Linked DNA regions of Homo sapiens: region 1 is linked to region 2. A link is an interaction called in ENCODE POLR2A ChIA-PET data of the cell type or tissue named here. Cell type or tissue: MCF 10A. All regions are shown on one strand. Links, peaks and the distances in the headings refer to the core of each region. The heading gives the core; the rest is flanking DNA. Region 1 overlaps TRAK1 (trafficking kinesin protein 1). Region 2 holds the start of SS18L2 (SS18 like 2).

What was found. Peaks named below come from ENCODE experiments on the same cell type or tissue, not always from the same donor. Only the 100,000 strongest peaks of a DNase experiment are listed, where the experiment ranks them.
Region 1: POLR2A ChIA-PET joins it to region 2 with 6 read pairs; 2 of 35 experiments call an interaction of 5 or more read pairs at or near these places.

What each region holds. Positions count from the first base shown.
Region 1 is chr3:42,209,084-42,214,083 of GRCh38, forward strand. TRAK1 (trafficking kinesin protein 1) reads left to right here. Exons shown (of 16, transcript NM_001042646.3): 14 at 684-902. Among named protein-coding and RNA genes, the nearest start is that of CCK, 55 kb to the right of the region's middle. RefSeq lists an enhancer at 4,032-4,533. In MCF 10A, for the core only: no CTCF peak of the experiment used is centred there; no DNase peak of the experiment used is centred there.
Region 2 is chr3:42,581,400-42,597,798 of GRCh38, forward strand. It overlaps SS18L2 (SS18 like 2), which reads left to right and starts at 9,461. Exons shown (of 3, transcript NM_001370300.1): 1 at 9,461-9,567; 2 at 10,126-10,202; 3 at 13,023-15,535. The coding sequence starts at 9,499. The coding sequence ends at 13,110. It overlaps SEC22C (SEC22 homolog C, vesicle trafficking protein), which reads right to left and starts at 568. Exons shown (of 7, transcript NM_032970.4): 1 at 447-568. RefSeq lists enhancers at 35-861, 854-983 and a silencer at 324-653. In MCF 10A, for the core only: no CTCF peak of the experiment used is centred there; a DNase peak (open chromatin) is centred at 9,382.

The sequences.
Region 1 (5,000 bases), core at 1-5,000, 380 kb before region 2:
CCTGCTTTAGACCTCTGTGTGGACTTACTATGTTCTTAAATCACACCTCTTTAACCCAATTCCTTCTCCCTAACCCGGCAGCCTCTCAAAGTTGCTGGCAAAATACAGAAAACCTAAGTAAAGGAGGTGATGGCCACATCTGCCACACATCTCTGTGTACTGCTTTCATTTCTTTTTGCTTTTCTCTTGCTGTTGGTCGTGGGCTTGGTTTGACATGATCTTATTCTGCCTGAGCTTATGTCTTCCGTGTTCCCAGGAGTGTGTATTTGGCATAGAATACGTACATGTGGCCCCGCTTTTGTGCTTATCTTGCCATTTTCCCCCTTCCATTTTGTAAAATGAGAAGATGTTGAGTTCTGGGGTTGACATCAGTTGATTAAAATAAAGACCTTGCCCCAAACCTCTTTTGCACATACTATGGTGTGGATTTTACTTTAAAAAAAAAATGGTTGATTTCTTAACTTGCTATTCCTTCTGAGCATGGTAGGGTTTGGCTTCTGTTTCATGGCAGGAAGGGCTAAGGCGGCTCCACTGAAGTTCCCGCTGCAGTCCACCTGGAGGCCCAGACCCTGCTGGGGTTCACGCTAAGCACTTTGAGGGTGGTAAACAGCCATTGTCTTGGACTTCCATCCTAACCCTCTCTTCTCCTTGTCCCCCTTCTTCCCTTCCCTTTCTCCTGCAAGGTTCCGCCACACTTCACCACTGGCAGCAGTTGGCCCAACCTCACCTTGGGGGCATCCTGGACCCCCGGCCCGGTGTGGTCACCAAGGGCTTCCGGACGCTGGATGTTGACCTGGACGAAGTGTACTGCCTTAACGACTTTGAAGAAGATGACACAGGTGACCACATTTCTCTCCCACGCCTAGCTACCTCCACTCCAGTTCAGCACCCAGAGACCTCAGGTGAGAGGTCCCAAGCACGTGTGACTGTCTCAGGCAGCAGAAGTTACCCGAGCCGGCCTCAGGCTTCCCCAGAGGAGATGCAGGAGCCGCCAGCGGCCACGGAGGAGGAGGAGGAGGAGGAGGAGGAGGAGGGGTCTGGTGAGGGCACCACGATAAGTCCTGTAAACTTGGCACCTTTCCCGGAGGCAGAGTTTTGGGCCATTCTCACCTCTGTTCCAGGCACCATCCGTAGTGGTTCTCTGTCTGTAGCTTCCGCTCGTCTGTGTGGGTGATGATTAAAGCATTCTCATTGCACAGTTCTGTTTTTAAATACAGAGTCTGATGCCTCCTATTTGTAACAATGGGTGTAGCTCCCCTGCCCATCTTGGAGGTGCATGGCCCATCAGGGATCTTTAAAGTGGGAGCAGGAAAGGCTGCTAAAAAAAAAAAAAAAAAAAAAAGTGGGCTTTTGGGTCCCTGAAAACATCAGTGCCCTTCTTCCTGGTCTGGGTGTCTCCCTGAGTCTAAGGGGAAGATTCTCAAGTCCCCTGGTGATTTCCAAGTGGAGCTGAGCAGTTTTAGGGAAATTGAGTGCTGGGTCATTCAGAAGGTAAATGAGATCATCTGTTACCTGTACGCTGTATTAAAATAGAACCAGGAAAGGCTCAGGATTTCAGACATTTCATCAGCCTTTTCACTTTCCCAGCTTCAATGGAGGTATATATGTCATTTTCTTTTCAGCTTACACATGTGTTCAAAGTGGATTTTTAAAAAGTGTTTTAGCAATACTCCTTAACCAAATAAACCTTCGGAGAACGTCACTAAGCTTTTCCAGAGAGAAGACCCTAGATGAAGTTGGAAAAGAGCTCTGGCTGACTCCACCCACTGTCCCCAAGCATTAAAGGTGTGGCCATGAGTTTACAGAATTACCCACATTCCAGTTGCCACTGGGATGAAAAGCTTTGTGCTCAGAGCTCTGGGAATCATGGGATCACATGGTTACTGTTTACCCCAACAGCATGCTCTGTCTAGACTGGACCTCCCAGCCCCTTGTGTTGGGAAGGCAAAGCTTTTGTGGAGTCAGGGGGGAGACTGAGAAAAAATGAATTAACCCTGTGTTGTCATCCTCATGACATTCCTGAGGATTCACCAGGTTAGAAGTGAGGACGTTTATCTTTGTGATTCATAATTTTCATTTGTGAAGGCCACAACACTCCCCTTGAAATACAGGGCAGGAAAGAGCTGAGGTTCTTGGTGGTGTCTCCCATTCCCCTGGCTAATTTCAGACAGCTGTGGTCAAGGGATTTTACTTGGGATCAACTTTTCCTTTTTTCCTTGACATTAATTTTAGAGAAGTCATCAAGTCATGTGATTTGTTTAGCACATAGGTTTATTTATGGTTTGATTTTTTTTAGGCAGTTATATTACTAGATTAAGCTTGTGAGGGAATGAAAATGTTTTTTATTTGTTATCTACACACTCGAAAAAGAGAAACCAGCTGCGGTACTGTCCCATTTTTGTCATCAGCACCAGTGTCCGTCAGGAAGGCAGGTGGTGGTGCAGAAACATGATGCCTGGCTGATTTTCGTGGCTAAAGGGGTAGGCCTTATGTTGATTGGGATGCTCCCCTACAGCCTTACAGGTAGAATAGAAGGTGAGTTCTGGAAGTGCAAAGAAGCACCATTAAGTGCATCTTCTAGAAGTTGTACAGAAGGACTAAAGCTTATCAAGTCAACAAAGAACTTACCTTGGAGGATAGAGAGAGAGAAGGGACCAATTATGAGGACTGACATCCTGGCCACTCTCCTTAAAATAAACACTGACATTTTTCTTGCTTGTTCTCTCTGTACTCAAACCTGTGGCAAATTCATCCTAGCAACGTTATTTGACGAGGGGCATGAACATTTATAGTTGAAACTGTAGAAAGGGTCAGGTTGGAGGTGTGTAATAAAAAAGAATTACCTAGGTTGCCAAAGGTAATTTAGGAAGGGTCTGATCATTTAGATGAGAGTTCTTTGGGGCTTATTTTCTGGGTAAGGCTCATCTTTAAAAACTGGCTTCAGAGGGGAGAGGGGAGAACAATGAATTGGCTCTATTTTCTCTATTGGGAATTACAGGACCATTTTGATTCTTAGAATGTAAAAAGCATATCGCTAAGTAAATCATCCTGGAGGTCCCAAGTAGCTCTATGCCTGCAATCATGGAGACACAGGCAGACAGATAAGCTTCATGGGGAAGGCATGGGGCATCCTCTGTCTTGGGATTTGTATCCATGGTGGTCTGGTCCCTGCCTTTTAATCCGTCCTCTACGCTTGGGCTTTTCTGTTACCAAACAGCACTATCCCAGGAACTATTGTCTGCCTGGGAACACTCAGTAGGGAGACACTTTGGAGACAGGAGGTGATGAACCTTTTTATGTGCAGCTGGTATGATAGAAGGAAATTGGGAAAACTTGTATGCTAGGCACTTTTGTCCAGAGCCTGCTGTCCCATGGAGAAAAAGTTTTAAGCACTGAAAAAATTTGATTAATGTATTTAAATGTATTATTTGAAGCATCATTCACTTGTTGATTTTTACAATCCCATGTCTTAAAAAGGATGAATCCATGTTATTGTATTGTAAATAATTTAGATGATTAAAATGGATTGTTTAAAAAGTTTTAGATTATAGTTTTACTTTATTTCAGTGATATGTTTTATGTTTTAATTTATATAGAAAGTATACTTTATCAGAACTAGTTATCATCTTTTTCTGTCAGTACTCTGTATTTTAGGCATTTGTGTGGGGAAGAGCCTGCATGTGGCAAAGGATTAAGAGTTAAAGTCACACAGTTAAATTGGTAGTTGGCTAGTGGATGGGCAGTTCAGTTGAATTATCTTGAATGCTTTGATCCTTAAAGGTGAGAAAGAAGTAGGATTCAAGCCACATGGATAGAGAAAATTGACAGTCAGTTTATTTTAATGCTTTTACTCATCAAGACTGGTTCATATTGAGGGGAGATATCCTCAAAAACTTACACGAATCATGGCATCTTGACATCTTACCTGGCAGTGGCCCTGCAGTAGAACCATGTCCTAATTGGAGCTGAGATTTTTTTTTTTTTTTTTTTTTTGAGACGGAGTCTTGCTCTGTTGCCTAGGCTGGAGGGCAGTGGTGCAATCTCGGCTCACTGCAACTTCCACCTCCCGGTTCAAGTGCTTTTCCTGCCTCAGCCTCCCAAGTAGCTGGGACTATAGGCACACGTCACCATTCCAGCTAATTTTTTGTATTTTTGTAGAGACAGGCTTTCACCCTGTTAACCAGGCTGGTCTCGAATTCCTGGCTTCAAGTGATCTGACCGCCTCGACCTCCCAAAGTGCTGGGATTCCTGGTGTGAGCCACCACATCTGGCCTAGAGCTGAGATCTTAAAGTCAGAATGGAAGACAAAAAACACACTTGGCTAAAATTGCCCTTAAAAAATTCCCTAAATCTCCAGCAACTGGGCCACCAAGGCGAAAGCCAGGAATCAGCTTCTTTCGTTGCCTCCTTGTTTGATACATAGGCCCAAGGTCAGGAGCAGTGACTGAGTGAGGAAAGGGCAGAGAAGGGCTTGTGGTGAGAAGGAGCCAGGCGGAGTCAGGCCAGCTGGGTGTTCCTGCAGCTTTGCCCGGGCGGGGCAGCTAGAGCAAAGCTCAGCCAGCTTGTATCCTGTCCCCTCTTCAGTACACCACAGACCACAGAACTGGGGTTCAGACAGGCTTGTGAGAAGTTGGTTTGGGGGCTTGATGGGTCTGGAAGGAAAAGTCTGGTATGCTCGATTCACAGACCCTTGGGTGCAGGCAAGTTCCTTCCCATTGTCTACACTGAGAGAGTTGATGTGAGTTCCCATGCTGTTGGGAACACTTCGATTCAGCCTGGTTTTATGGCAGTTATGAGGGAGTTTTGTTGTTATGGACAGAGTGGATAGTTGGCTCACACCCACCTGTATTAGGAGATGCTAAGGAAAGCCCTGTGCTCTGCCGTCAGAATATATATTAAGCCAGAGTAAAACAGGCCAACTGCCACCTGCAAGTGGAAAAATGAATGAAGAATGAAAGAATTGACTCCTTCAAAACAAACAGCATAGAGTCAACCCTGCT
Region 2 (16,399 bases), core at 6,330-11,329:
TACACCTAGTGCTCTGAAAAGTTGGTTCAGTGTATCCAATATTTAAAGTCTAATAACACGGGCATGCTAAGGGAAGTTTGCTATTCAGATTAAACAATGCTCTGACGTGAGCTTCGTGAATGGTTAAAGAAACAATCGTCCCCTTTCTCACTCCCCATCTCTTCCAACTGGGAGAAGCCCTTGGCGCCCATCTGTCAGCCCAGGGTTCCTGCAGGCGCGTGCCTTGGGTGGCCCCGGGGTCCGGGAACAGGCTGACGGGAGAAAGGGGACAGAGGACTCCAAGAAGCCCAGTGAAGCCCCGTGGGGAGCCCCATGGTCAAGGCCGGGACTGAGGGCCGGGTGGGCCCTGGGCCGCCTCCACCTCTGGGCCCGCCCTGCGCCACACCCTAACCCGCCTGCTCTTGGCTAACGGGCCGCGGCACCCGCCTCCGCCCGCCAGCCCTCACCTCGCCCGGACGGCGGCCTTCGGAAGTCGGCGCCTGCCAGCTACCCGCCGCCTCCTCAGCAATCTTAGCCGACCGGGAGGGCTCGGCCCAGGTCACCGGCAGCCCAGGCGCAGGTAGGCCGTGGTGCGCGTGCGCGAGTCTTGAGCCACCCCACCTCCCCCCTACCCCGCATTCGCTGCTGCTAAGCGACACCCGCACCCAAACCGACCAATCCCGGCGCGCCTCCACAGCCCCCGTCCCGGCGAAGGCGCGAACGTAGTGGTTCTTAAAGGGCTGCGACCCAAACGGAGAGGGAGTGTGACGGGGGCGCGCGCCTCCCAACTTTCTTCCCACCTCCCGGCTCTCACCGCGGCGGTTTGAGATCCAAGCCTGTAATTCTCACGTCCGGAGGTGAGAAGGAGCCTTCGTGATCTAAGCTCGATTCCTGCCGGGGTAGCAACCGGACTGACGTCTGGAGGCGGGGAGGCTCCGCGTGACAGAGTGATAACGCCCGGGGCGTATGTTCTGCGGTCCGCGCGGCTGGGCGGGAGGCCCGAGATAGGCAAACCAAAGAGCACAACCTACTGCCAGCCTGGATGGGGCGCCAAAGTCCGACCCAGGGGGACACACCCCAAGCTGGGGACCGAGGCACCCACAGATGGATGACTGGCTGGAAGGAGATTAGGTAGGTAGCAGAGTCCGTCCATTTATTCATTTAGCAAGTATTGAGCACCTGCTATGTGCCAGGGGTTGTGGACAAAGCGAGGAATTCCTGACACGAAAAACTATGTTAAGAGAGGAGGCAGGGTGAGAGCACCCTTCAAACAATCAAACACCTGTATAAATACAAACTGCTCTTCAGGGAGGAGCAGGGGTTTTGGGAGAATTTACAGAAGCTTCTAGGCTGGTGTTGGGAATCACAGGAGGCTAACTAGGCAAAGGGGAGAGGAAGTGTGTTTCAGATGGAGAGATTAGCATGTATATAAGAACTCTGTGGAAGGCAGCAGAGCTCCTTTGAGGGATGAAAAGAAACCCAGAAAGGGGGAAATGGAAAGTTAGTGCTTAATAGGTACAGAATTTCAGCTGGAGAAGATGAAACAGTTCTGGAAATGGATAGTAGTGATGATCACACAACAATGTGAATGTACCAAATGCCACAGATCTGCACACTTAAAAATGGTTATGTACATTTTACCACAAAAAGAAAAGAAACTCAGAGTTTAGAGAATAAAGGAGTGGAGTGAGATCCACTAGAGCGAATAGAAGGGGCAGGACCATGTAGGATTTTATGGACCATAGTGGAAAGTTTAGGACCATAGAACACTGGTCAAAATTGCATTTTATAAAACTCACTTTGGCTGCTAAAGTGCAGATCAAAATGGAGAAGTCTCAACAGAGCTATGGTGGGACTGGCCTGGGAGCCAGTGCAGTCATCTGGGCAAGAGAGAATGGAGCTGGAGTGTGGACTAGGGTGAGAGTGAAGAAAAAGAGATCTAAGAAGGCTGCAGAGAAATGTAGGAGCAAAATCAATAGGACTTGGTGATGAGTTGGATGTGAAGGGGCGATGAAGCAGCTTCAAGGATGATGCCACTGTTCAGCCTTGGATAAATGGATGGATGGTGCAGGGATTCACAGATATGGAGAACACTGGAAGAGGAGATAAGATTGATCTTGAGCTCCATCTTAGACAAGTTGAATTTGAGGCACCTTTGAGACTTGGTTAGGATTTTGCGATGATTAGTTTTAGATGTCAACCTGACTAGGTTAAGGGATACTCAGGTAGCTGGGGGAACATTACTTCTGGGTATGTCTATGAGGGTGTTCCCAGAAGATATTGGCATTTAAGTCAATGGACTGAGTAAGGAAGATCTGTCCTCATCTAATATGCGCAGGCACCACATAATAGAACAAAAAGGCAGAGGAAAGGCAAATTCTCTACTCTGGAGTTGGGACACCCCTCTTCTGCCCTTGGCATCAGAATTCCCCGTTCCCCTAATCTCCTAACTCTAGGAGATTAGGTAGTAGAGTCCGTCCATTTATTCATTTAGCAAGTATTGAGCCTTTGGACTCCAAGACTTGTACCAGTGGTTCCCCAGGTTCTCCCGGCTTGGGCCTTGGACTGGGAGATACACCATTCAGCTTCCCTGGTTCTGAGGCCAAGTCTAAGACAGGGTAGTCTTGAACTGAAGCAGTCTACCAGCCTCCCTGGTTCTCCAGCTTGTAGATGGTCTATTGTGGGACTTCTCAGCCTCCATAACTATGTGAGCCAGTTCCCCTAATAAATCCCCTCCCATATATCTATAGATATAGATCTATATTGTAGATATATAGATATCACATTGGTTCTCTCTCTCTGGAGAACCTTGACTAATACAGATGTCAACACAGCAGGTGCATATACAGGTTGCAGGTCAATGTAGAGGTCTGGGCTGAACACAGACTTTTTTTGAGGCTGAGTCTCACTCTGTGGCCTAGGTTGGAGTTTAGTGGCACAATCTCGGCCCACTGCAACCTGCGCCTCCCAGGCTCAAGTGATTCTTCTGCCTCAGCCTCCCAAGTAGCTGGGATTACAAGCATCTGCCAACACGCCCAGCTAATTTTTGTATTTTTAGTAGAGATGGGGGTTTCACCATATTGGCCAGTTTGGTCTCGAAATCCTGGCCTCAAGTGATCTGCCCGCCTTGGCCTCCCTAAGTGCTGGGATTACAGGCGTGAGCCACCACGCCTAGCCGGGACATAGACTTTTGAAAGTCAGCATCATATGGGCGGAAATCGAAGTGGGGCTTACATAGCCAGAGAAAAATTACAAAATGAAAACTGAAGAGAATTGTGATACAGTCTAAGATAGCCTCCAGGGTTCACCACCTCCTGGGATTTATACCCTTGTGTAGTCCCCTCCCACAATGAGTCTCTGATAATGAGGGTAGGTCATAACAGGCACAAAGAAGGAGAAAAACCAGGAGATTCAGGGTTGGTAAAGGCAATTGAAAACCCTGTAGCATAAGTGCTCTTCAAATATGGGGAATTGGGGCCAGGTGTGGTGGCTCACACCTATAATCCCAGCACTTTGGGAGGCCAAGGTGGGTGGATCACGAGGTCAGGGACCAGCCTGTCCAACATGGCAAAACCCCGTCTCTATTGAAAAATTACAAAAATTAGCCGGGCGTGATGGTGGACATCTGTGATCCCAGCTACTTGGGAGGCTGAGGCAGGAGAATCACTTGAACCTGGGAGGAGGAGGCTGCAGTAAGCCGAGATCGCACCATTGCACTCCAGCCTGACCTACAAGAGCGAAACTCCATCTCAAAAAACAAACAAAACAAAACAAAACAAACAAACAAATATGGGGAATTGGGCTCTCAAAACTTGTGGTGCGAGTGCTTTAGAACAGGACCTTACACTCTCTGACTGGTGCAACTGGTGTGGTTCAGGCACCATGGTAGATTGGACAACAGGGGTGAGATGTAGTACCTAAAGTCCTAGCTCTCATCTCCAATCATTGTTCACTTTGGCTCCAGGTTCACAGTCAACTCCAGAGTCTTTCTCTTCCAGTCCTCTTCAGTCCTCCACTCCTAGGGTAACACCCTGGACCACAGAAGAGCTCCACCTCTGAAGTTATAAATGCAGACACCTGATCTTTCATCTGTCCTTCTGCTATTCTCTGAATTCCTTTCATGGTTTCTCTAGCCTGCAGAAACTTCCAGTTCATTTGTCCCTCTACTTTGTTTTATTTATAAGCTCCATCGAGTCTTCATTTCCTTCCCCATCAGCTGAGAGTTCAGGGTTTATCACCTCCATCACATTCTTCCCAATATACTTATATTCCTTGCACAGTTATCTTTCTGGCATAACTAGAAGGATAGTAACACCCATCTGGCAGCACTACAATCCTGGAAGAATCCAACCTTCTGTCTTCTCTGAATCTGCTTCTTGGCTCTAAGTGCTGCTGGACAAAATCTCACAACCACACAGATCAGTGCTACATACATTGTCAACTTCAACTAGGTCCTCAACACCTTTCAGCGCTCCTATTTGCCAAGGCAGCTCTCTCTCCAGCTCTCCCCCAAAATCAACTTCCAAATATCCTGCATGCTCCCCAGATCTCCCACTCTTCAACCCCCCCTCCCCCGCTTGCTCTCCCAGGAACCTCCGTTACTGAAGAAAGAGCAACCATCAAAGTGATGTCCCTTAGCTCCAGACAACTCCTCTCCTTCCAGCTACCACCTTCTTTCCCCTCTCCCCTTTACAACCAAACCTCATGGAAAAAGTGGTCTATATGTGAACACTCCATTGCTTCACCTTCACCTTTCATTATTTCTCAGTCCCCTGCAGTTCTGATACCTGTTTCACCATATCACTGAAAATGCCCTCCTCAAAGACCTAGTCTTTATTCTTCCTTGTTCTTTTGTTGTTGTTGTTGAGACAGAGTCTCGCTCTGTCACCCAGGCTGGAGTGCAATGGCACTGAGGCTTACTGCAACCTCTGCCTGCCGGATTCAAGTGATCCTCCAGCCTCAGCCTCCCAAGTAGCTGGGACTACAGGCCTGTGCCACCATGCCTGGCTAATTTTTGTATTTTTAGTAGAGACAGGGTTTCAACATGTTAGCCAGGCTGGTCTCAAACTCCTGACCTCAAGTGATCTGCCTACCTCGGCCTCCCAAAGTGCTGGCATTACAGGTGTGAGCCACTGCACCCACCCCTTCCTTGACCTTTCAACAGCATTTGTCATTGCTGTCCTGTATGTCCTTTTCAGTCACTGTTTAAAAAAAAAAAAAAAGCCATAACCCCCACTCTCCTGGTTTTCCTCTTCCTATATCTCTAGTCTCTTTCTCCCCTCAGTCTCCATTGCAGCTTCTTTTCCTCTGCCATAAGAGAAACTATCACATTCTCCTTAGGCAGTCTTATCCACTACATAGTTCCAGTCAGTTTCTACAAGTGATGTTTCTCAAAGCTGTATCTCCAACCTAGCCTTTGTCCCTGAGTTTCAGCCCCAAATAGCCACAAGCCTCAACATCGTTTGACATCACCTCACACTGTACATTTCCACAACTGAATATATCACCTTCATTTCCATTCCAGCATCTCCCCCACTGTTCCCTGCCTACATAAGGGGCATCACCAGTTTCTCAGTTGCTTAACCCAGAACCCCAGAAGGCATCCCTAATTTCCCTTTTCTTTCCCTCCCCACTTGATCACTAAGGCCTGCCAAATCTACTTCTAATGTCTTTCAAATGCACACACTTCTTTTCTCATTGCTCCCACTATCTCTGGCCTGCATGCTTGTAGCAGCCTTGTCACTGTTCTTTTTGTTTCTCATCTGGGCGTCTTCCCTAACTTTCACCATGTTACAGCCAATAAAACTCTAAATGCATCTCAGGCTTCATCATTCTTCTGCCTAAAACCATCCATGGCTCCCATTACTCCTAGGAGAGTACAGAATCTGGACACCTGTGTCCTGCTTAACCTCCACTTTGCCTTTATACTGCCTTTATAAACCTTTTCTTCTGGAGGTCTTTCCCTGTATGCTGGAACAGGTTGGTCCCCTATAACACCTGCCTCACCCTAACACCATCTCATTTTTTTTTACCTGATAGAAACTTTAATGATGTTAAAAAACCAATCAGTCCAGGTGCGGTGGCTCACGCCTGTAATCCCAGCACTTTGGGAGGCCGAGGCAGGCGGATCACGAGGTCAGGAAATCGAGACCATCCTGGCTAACACAGTGGAACCCCGTCTCTACTGAAAAAAAAAAAATACAAAAAATTAGCCGGGCGTGATGGCGAGCGCCTGTAGTCCCAGCTACTGGGGAAGCTGAGGCAGGAGAATGGCATGAACCTGGGAGGCGGAGCTTGCAGTGAGCCGAGATCGTGCCACAGCACTCCAGCCTGGGCGACAGAGCGAGACTCCGTCTCAAAAAAAAAAAAAATCAAATCCTTATATAAACCTCACTCAAAACCTTCGCTTTAGGCCAGGCTCTGTGGCTCACACCTGTAATCTTAGCATTTTGGGAGGCTGAGGTGGGTGGTTCACCTGAGGTCAGGAGTTCAAGACCAGCCTGACCAACATGGTAAAAACCCCCATCTCTACCAAAAACACAAAATTAGCTGGGCGTGGTGGTGCATGCCTGTAATCCTGGCCACTTGGGAGGCTGAGGCAGGAGAATTGCTGGAACCCCGGAGGTGGAGGTTGCAGTGAGCCGAGATTGCACCATTGCACTCCAGCCTGGGCAACAAGAGTGAAACTGTCTCAAAAAAACAAAAACAAAAACAACAATAACAACAACAACAACAAAAACCGGGGCCAGGCACGGTGGCTCACGCCTGTAATCCCAGCACTTTGGGAGGCCGAGGCAGACAGATCATGAGGTCAGGAGTTCAAGACCAGCCTGGCCAACATAGAGAAACCCCATCTCTACTAAAAATACAAAAAAATTAGCTGGGCATGGTGGCTTATGCCTGTAGTCCCAGACTACTCGGGAGGCTGAGGCAGGAGAATTGCTTGAACCTGGGAGGTGGAGGTTACAGTGAGCTGAGATTGCACCAATGCACTCCAGCTTGGGCAACAGAATAAGACTTTGTATCAAAAAACAACAACAACAAAAAAACCCCTTCACTTTATTCCTCAAAACATGTATGTCCCAGTTCCCTCCATTTCAGAGCCATAAACATAAAGCCTACAGGTAAGATACTTAATACCCAGGACAGATCTTTGTGTGTATATATACATACCATATGTAGCATTATGTTATATAGTATTATATAAATTACATGAAATTTTGCATAAGATTGGTAAGCAAGTCACTTAAACTTTATGAACAAAAGTATAGGCCGGGCATGGTGGTTCATGCCCATAATCCCAGGGAAGCTTTCACAGGTGGGAGGATTGTTGTCTGGACCATCTCATGTTATTGTCATTCCTCACTTGTCTAAACAGGAATAGGGCTGAGTGGAACTACGGAAGACCTGTATCCTGCTCCTGATGTTTCCTTTTCTGCCCACTCTGTGTCTCTGAAAGCTTTGGGGAATTTTCCTGAGGAGGAAGCCTGATGTGGAGTTAACAGTGCAGGCTTGGTAACCAGGAAGCCCTGAGTCCGCCCCAGCTCAGGTGTTACCTCACTTCTCTCACCGGGTTTACCTCTCTGTGAAATGGGATGAAAGCAGGCCGGGCACAGTAGCTCACACCTGTAATCCCAGCACTTTTGGAGGCCGAAGCGGGCGGATCACGAGGTCAGGAGTTCAAGACTAGCCTGACCAATATGGTGAAACCCCATGTCTACTAAAGATACAAAAAAAAAAATTAGCCGGGTGTGGTGGCAGGCACCTGTAATTCCAGCTACTCAGCAGGCTGAGGCAGGAGAATCGCTTGAACCCGGGAGGCAGAGGTTGCAGTGAGCCGAGATCACACCACTGCACTCCAGCCTGGGTGACAGAGCGAGACTCTGTCTCAAAAAAAAAAGAAAAAAGAAATGGGATGAAAGCTGCCTTTTCACAGGTTTGAATAAAGGGATTGTGGAGAGAAAGCCCAGTAAAGCAGATGAGCTTGCTCAGGATCAGGGCCACCACTCAGGGGAATAAAGCTCTAGGGACCTCCCCTTTTTAGGAGTGTAGGTTCCCAAGATCTCCCTCCTAAATGAAGTGGCCGCTGCTCACTCCAGGGAAAACGAATCTTGTTACCACATCCACCACGGATGGCTAGAACAGGGGACCGGTACCGCATAGCAGGAGGTGAGCAGAGGGCGGATAAGCATTACCGCCGAGCATTCTGCCCCCTCAGATCAGCGGGGGCATTAGGATCAGCGGGAGCATTAGATTCTCACAGGAGCGTGAACCCTATTGTGAACTGGACTTGCAAGAGATCTAGGTTGCGCGCTCCTAATGAGAATCTAATGCCTGCTGATGTGAGGTAAAAGAGTTTCATACCAAAACCACCCCCACCTCCGTGGAAGACAAGAAAAATTGTCTTCCACGAAACCAATTCCTGGTGCCAAAAAGGCTGGGGACCACTGGTCTAGAAGACTACAACCAATTCAGTTGCAGTGGTCACCAGGAGTAACCATGTGGCCCAAGAAGGTATGTCCAGCTTCCTCCTTGCATCTTGCGGCACAACACCTTTGCGGTATGGTGCCTGGGCAGTCCCGGGTTGTTAAGGGTGAGAGTTCTAAAGCCAGGCTGCCCGTATTCAGAGACTGGCTTTGCTAAGGAACCTTGGGCAAGTTACTTAACCTGTTTCGTCATCTGTAAAATGGAGAAAATACCAGTGCTTTTTAGGGTTGCCAACCTAATAAGCATTATTCCTGCCCCAAATAAGTCCAGGCTATGTGGAAAAACGCGAATTTCTCGTTCAGCAAAGAGTAAAGCTAATACCAGAGTTTTCCTGGCCTGCAGATTTGGCCTGGCAGGAGACAATGCCATAGCCAATGTTCATGCTCCAGATGCAGACCTGGAGGCACAGAGTGATGTAGAGAGGACAATGGATCTGAAGCCATGTATCTGGGTGCCAGACACGCTGGGTGAAGCCGAGCAAACCGCTCCTGCAGATAGATTGAGTATGCACACCCAGCACTTTGGGAGGCCGAGGCGGGCGGATCACGAGGTCAGGAGACCGAGACCATCCTGGCTAATATGGTGAAACCCCGTCTCTACTAATACAAAAAATTAGACGGGCGTGGTGGCGGGCGCCTGTAGTCCCAGGAGGCGGAGCTTGCAGTGAGCTGAGATGCGCCACTGCACTCCAGCCTGGGCGACAGAGCGAGACTCCATCTCAAAAAAAAAAAAAGCATGCACAGCCTAACACTGGAGGTGCTGACGCCAGGTAGGTCAGCAGTAGACCCAGCCCCAACCCACAAGTTTCGCTCTCCAGACTGCGCAAGCGCAAAGGATACGAAAACGCCCCCGGCGTTCTGGGGGCTGGGACCGAGGAAAGCGCTGAGTATAGCTCTTGCGCGTCCAGTCACAAATGACGTCCCTTCTGTACCCCGCCCTGTAGGCGGGAGCATCCAATCAACTTCGAGAGCGTAGGCCCCACCTATCGTGGGTCGAGTTGCTTGGCGGTCGTGGTTCCGGAGGTTCCTCGGGATGTCGGTGGCCTTCGTACCGGACTGGCTGAGGGGCAAGGCGGAAGTCAATCAAGAGACTATCCAGCGGGTGAGCATCCACGCGGGCGGGCGGGCGGGCGGAGAGAAGTCGGGATCCCGAGGGGCTGCGGGGTGCGAGAAGCATCCTGTAGTGAGCGGCCTCCCAGCTGACTGTGAAGGGTGCTGAGCAGCCGGGGTGCGGGGTGAGATGGGCACGAAATCAGCACAGGCGCCGGGGCAGGACCCCGGCATGGGGTTCGGTCCCCCGCCGTCCAGACGTCACACTGCACTAACCCTTTCTCTCCTTTTTTTTTTTTTTTTGAGACGGAGTCCCGCTCTGTCGCCCAGGCTGGAGTGCAGTGGTGCATCTTGGCTCACTGAAACCACCGCTTCCTGGCTTCAAGCGAGTCTCCTGCCTCAGCCTCCTGAGTAGCTGGGATTACAGGAGCGCGACGCCACTCCCGGCTAATTTTTGTATTTTTAGTATGGGGTTTCCCCATGTTGGCCAGGCTAGTCTCGAACTCCTGACCTCGTGATCCGCCTAGATCGGCCTCCCAAAGGGCCGGGGTTACAGGCGTGAGCCACTGCGCCCGGCCTGCACTGACCCTTTCTTTCTCTGATCTTTCAGCTCCTTGAGGAGAATGACCAGCTGATCCGCTGTATTGTGGAGTATCAGAACAAGGGCCGCGGGAACGAGTGCGTGCAGTAAGTACCCCCACCCCCGCGCCCCTGACCTGTGGGTAGAGGGGAAGCCTGTGTGATGCGGTGCTTTCTCGAACTAAGAGTCTTGGGTGATTGATCGCAGTTAAGCCCCTCTTTGAACTGAGGAAAGAGAGGCTCAAAGAGTTTGCCAACCTGCCCAAGACCATACAACGAGTACACTGCGGAGCCTGGAGTCAGACGTGGCTCTTTCTTCAAAATGTGAATTATTCTCACTGCAAAGCCTCCTTCACTCAAAGCTATGCCGGCTGATGACAACAGGGATGGGGGTGAGAGCACACAGAAAACTAAGCTCAGGAGATTAGAGCCATGGCCCCTTTCTCATCTTGGATCCCTGCCTCATCCTTTCTCTGTTAAGTGAAGGGGTCAGGCCATTTGACTGCTAAGCTTCCTCTCATTTCTAACTTCCCGTCAGTCTGTTAGTGACACACACACAAAGACAAACAAAGGATTTACAAGTTAAGTCAAAGGTAAATTGTGCATAATAATTTAATGCACTCCCTAAGTAGATACCAAAATGAGAGAAAATAGAGTCTGAGTCTCTTTTCCGAATCTAGTCCAGGTATTACGCCCATTTTTTTCTTTTCTTTTTTTTTTTCTTTTTGAGACAGTCTCCCTCTGTCACCCAGGCTGGAGTGCAGTGGTGCAATCTCGGCTCACTGCAACCTCCACCTCTGAGGTTCAAGCAATTCTCGTGCCTCAGCCTCTGAGTAGCTGGGACTACAGGCGTGTGCCACCACGCCCTGCTAATTTTTATATTTGTAGTAGAGACAGGGTTTCACCATGTTGGCCAGACTGGTCTCAAACTCCTGACCTCAGATGATCCACCCACCTCGACCTCCCAAAGTGTTGGAATTACAGGCATGAGCCACCACGGCCGACCTTATGCCCATTTCTTATAGAAAAATATATTATTTCATTGTTACTGAAGAAATGTTTCACAATCCCTACCCCCTAGAAAAATTACCTACAGTCCCTCACTGAATACCTTAATAGAATAGTAGAGATATCAGTTTTTGGGTAAATCTTTACATCTGACTCTGGCATTTGGTAATTTGATTTTTAAAAGTTTATGGTAAATACCTTCTCCTTTTTCTATATGAAAAATGGTTGCAAAACATTCCATTTGGTACAGTAATTCTCAACCCAAGGGTAAGAAAGTTATCAAAATCTCCTAGTGGGGTTTTTCAATTGCACAGGCCATGCTTTCTGAGCCCTTGTCTGATTTATTTTTTTGGGTGAAGAACTCTACCCCCCCCACCGTAAACTTATGTTGATCATGAAAATGTTTTGTCCCTTCTTGAAGTTGTTGAACAGATATTTTATAAGTACAGTTGGTCCTCTGTATCCATGGGTTCTGCATTGCATTTCAAAAATATTGGGGAGCACAAAACAATGAAAAATAGCAACACAACAATAAAAAAAATACAGTATAACAACTATTTATATGGCATTTAAGTTGTATTAGTTATTATAAGTAATCTAGAGATTATTTAAACTGTGAGCCAGGTGTGGTGGCTCATCCCTGTAATCCCAGTACTGTGGCATTACAGTGGGAGGCTGAGGCGGGCAGATCATCTGAGGTCAGGAGTTCAATACCAGCCTGGCCAACATGGCAAAACCCCATCTCTACTAAAAACTAAAAATACAAAAATTAGCCAGGCGTGGTGTGTGCCTGTAATCCCAGCTACTTGGGAGGCCGAGGCAGGAGAATTGCTTGAACCCAGGAGGTGGAGGTTGCAGTGAGCCAAGATCACGCCACTGCACTCTAGCCTGGGTGACAGAGCAAGACTCCGTCTCAATAAATAAATAAATTAAAGTATATGATATGGAAGGCTGTGTGTAGGTTATATACAAATACTATGCCATTTTTTATAAGGGACTTGAGCTCGAGCATCCTCAGATTTTGATATCTAAGGGGAGGAGGGAGGTGTCCTGGAACCAATCCTCTGTGGATACCAAGGGACAATTGTACTCCTGGTACCAGGCACTGTTTCAGACTCTGGGAAATCCATAGTAAAACAGATACCAGCTCTGCACTCACAGAGCTGACATTCTAGACTCTAGAATCTATAAGGAAATGTATAATTAGGCACATAATAATAAGTGCTTTGAATAAGAATAAAGCAGAGTAAGTGGGGGGAGGAGTGCTATTTTATACATGGTATGTCTGATAAGGTGATATTTGAGTAGAGACCTGGGGTAAGGGAGCCAGCTATGCAGTAGTAAGGCATAGTGAGATAAGTAAGACAGAGAAAGCATCAGGTGGAAAAGCCCCCTAGTAGGAGTGTGCCGGATATCTTCAAGTCACAGAAGGAGGCCACTGTGGCCAGTATTCAGTGAACAAAGGTATAGCCATAAGAGGTGAGATCAGAGGGGGACTGGAGGCCCCCATCATGTAGGGCCTTATTAGGACACAAGAACAGCTCACCTTTACCTGAATGAGATGGGAGCCTTTGGAAGGTTTTGAATAGACATATAACATGATTTTGATTTAAATTGTACAGTAATCTCTCAGGCTGTTATGTGGAGAATAAAGTAGGTGCGCAAAGATAGATCTGGGAGACTAGGTGTCTACTGCAATAGTTCAAGCAAGAAATGATAGTAGCTATGAAAGTAATCAGTAAGAATGGGTGAGAATCTGACTATATTTTCCTTAAATATGTTAAACAAGAAGGTTGATAACACTGAATCATCCAGTCAGTGGATGAGCCATTCCACTAGAGTGGGTAAATTATTTTCCAGTTTTTTGTTCATGGTCGGTAAAAACAAGCCTCTGATTTTTGCCTGTTTTTTTGCCCATAGGTACCAGCATGTGTTACATAGAAATCTCATTTATTTGGCTACCATTGCAGATGCCAGTCCAACCAGCACTTCAAAAGCAATGGAATAATCTTTCAAAAGCAATAGAATAATCTTCCATTTGGCTGTCGTGAGGAGTAATTGAATGTAATCCATCTCTTACAAAATGGAGACAGGGTCTTTACCAACTCAACTGGTTAAAACATGAATGAAACCTCTGTGGCTCTTTCGAAACGTGAAAATGTGAAGAAAGCTACTAACTTAGCTGTATTCTCATGTAAATATTTTTTAAATAATTAAGCAAATCCCTCAATAAGTTGAGCCCAGGTGTCCTCTTTCCTGAACTTGGAGCATGTTTGGATAACAAAGACATCACTGGGATGTTCAAGTCTACTTTTTAGTTTCAACCTGAAGAGGAAACTCAGTAGGTGTTGGGCAGGAATTGGTGAGATTCCTGACTTGATACCTTGCTAAATGGACATGTAACTGTGTGCTCCTTCCTATCAGTTTGTAAATGTGGTCCCCCTGACTGCTGTTTTCAGATTGCTTTGAAATAAAGCTTATTTTTCTATAAAATACTGATGTGGAGGTATAGAAGTTTTCATGTAATAAGTATTCCATTTGGTTTTCAAGAATAACTGTGAGGACTTAACCATAAAGTATATAAAAACAATACTATTATCATTGCCAACAAAATGAATAGTGATTTCTAATTATTATCTAATATCATCTGATAATAGATGATGTTTAATTTTCTTCAGTTATCAGATAGTCTTTTTGTTGATTTGTCTGAACCAGAATCCAAATAAGATTCACATGTTGTATTTTGTTGATGTTCCTTTAAGTCACTTAAAGAATACTTAATAGTTCCTTTTTTTCTTTATTTGTTGAAATAACTAGGTGTTTACCCTAGAATTCTCTCGTGTTCTACATACAGTTGTATCTCTGTAGTGTTGTTAATTATGTGCCACTATCATCCACTTTTCCTGTAAACTAGTAGATCTAGAGGCTCATGCAGACTCATGTTCTAATATTTTTAGCAGGAATATATTAGAAGGTGATAAGTACTTGCTTTTGCATCACATAAGGAGTGACCTGACTTTTAAGTTCCCAACCAGCCTTTCACTTAAATTATGATCCACCCAGCTTTGATGTGGTAATTCATTAGGGATTACATAATGAGGATTTTCTAATTTATCATTCTTTCTGACTTTATTAGCTGTATTCTATAAAAAACTTTCACTCTTGGAGATTTATCTGAAAGATGAGGCAAAGGGATTCTTGTAAGTATATCCAAAATTAGAAGCCCAGGTCCCTGCTCCTTTTTTTGGAGTCAAGGGTTGCAACCTAGGGCAACTGTAAAATACATGTAAATAGTGAAGAGATAACTCATTTTGAATCCCAGCTCTATCCCTTAACCTCTGAAAGCTCTGTTTCCTCACCTCTAAAGTGAGGATAATGAAAATAGCATCTGCCTCCTGAGGTTGTGAGACTGAGATAACGTGGTTGAGAACTGGGCACATGTTAATCTATGTTAGCACTAATGTGCTGAGGGCTCTGGCTCTTTCTTTTTTCTTTTTCTTCTTTTTTTTGGTTTTGTTTTGTTTTGTTTTTGTTTTTGTTTTTTTTTGAGACGGAATCTCGCTCTGTCGGAGTGCAGTGGTGCAATTTTGGCTCACTGCAACCTCTACCTCCTGGGTTCAAGTGATTCTCCTGCCTCAGCCTCCCAAGTAGCTGGGATTACAGGCATGTGGCACCATGCCTGGCTAATTTTGGTATTTTTAGTAGAGACGGGGTTTCTCCATGTTGGTCAGGCTGGTCTCGTACTCACGACCTCAGGTGATCCACCTGCCTCAGCCTCCTAGAGTGCTGGGATTACAGGCGTAAGCCACCGCGCCCAGCCGATCATTTCTGTTTTCTAGAAAATTATTTTGTCTGTTTCCCCACTAGCATTCCTGATGGTTTTCCAGAGTCCTATCCCCTGAAGTTCTAATTGCTGGCATAATCACACTCTAAAAGGCTGAACCCCAGAATCATTACCTGAAAATTCGTACTACCAGTGGTTCTTCTTCATGATAAATCATGGACAAATTAAGCCTGAGTTTGTAAACTCTTTGGATACCAACTTTCTACCACTCTTGGAAGAGATGGAGGAGGTGTCAGTCATTTTGGTTGATACTAGCCCTAGGCCTGCCTTGTCCCAGGAGTTTCTTCACCTTAATCACAGACCAAATTGCATACTTTTATCTTCGAATCATCTAAAATATAATTTCAAATCACAAGACAGAATAAAATAATCTTTGAGAGAGGCAGAACCTTAGAAAGGAGATATTTTATCTCATTTATTTTACAGATGAAGAAAGTAAACTTCAGAGAGATCAAAGTGATTTGTCTCAGGTCACATAACCAGTGGCAGAAAGAAGAGAATTGCTGGAATGTCAAGATAAGAATGAATTCTAGGTTTAAAGTTGTTTAAGTATATCCCAAATTAAATATTTCATTCCTGAGCTCTAAAACCTATTTACATTGAAGCCTGATGTCCTAAACACGGTAATTACAAAGCTGGGTAATGGTCTCCATCCTTTCCTTTCATGAATCCATGTATGAAAGTTAGCTTTATCAAACTATTTCATCTCCAGAAAGGCATGTACATTTCATACTGTTCAAGTCTGTAATTGTCAGCAAAATCAGACCCAAGACCGCTAGCTTCTCAATTCAGCCTACAGACTGCTCCTCTAATAGACACACTGGACTCTCAGGGAGGTAGAATGGGCAAGCTCTAACAAAGGACAGCACTTCTGTGATGGTGTGGAAGTACCAAAGGTTTGACTGTACTTTAAAAAGGTGACATGGACGGCTGGGTGCAGTGACTCATGCCTGTAATCCCAGCACTTTGGGAGGCCAACGCGGGCAGATCACAAGGTCAGGAGATCGAGACCAGCCTGACCAACATGGTGAAACCCTGTCTCTACTAAAAATACAAAAAAATTAGCCAGGTGTGGTGGCGTGTGCCTGTAGTCTCAGCTACACTGGAGGCTGAGGCAGGGGAATCGCTTGATCTCAGGAGGCAGAGGTTGCAGTGAGCCAAGATCGTGCCACTGCACTCCAACCTGGGCGACGGAGCGAGACTTTGTCTCAAAAAAAAAAAAAAAAAGGTGACATAGGTGCAGAAACAGGTCAGAAATGATCTAAGTCAAGCTTGTCCAACCCGCCACCCAGGGGCCACATGTGGCCCAGGACAACTTTGGGTGCAGCCCAACACAAACTCATAAACTTTCAAGAAATATGAGATTTTGTTGCAATTTTAAGCTCATTGGCTATTGTTAGTGTTAGTGTATTTTATGTATGGCTGAAGACAATTATTCTTCCAATGTGGCCCA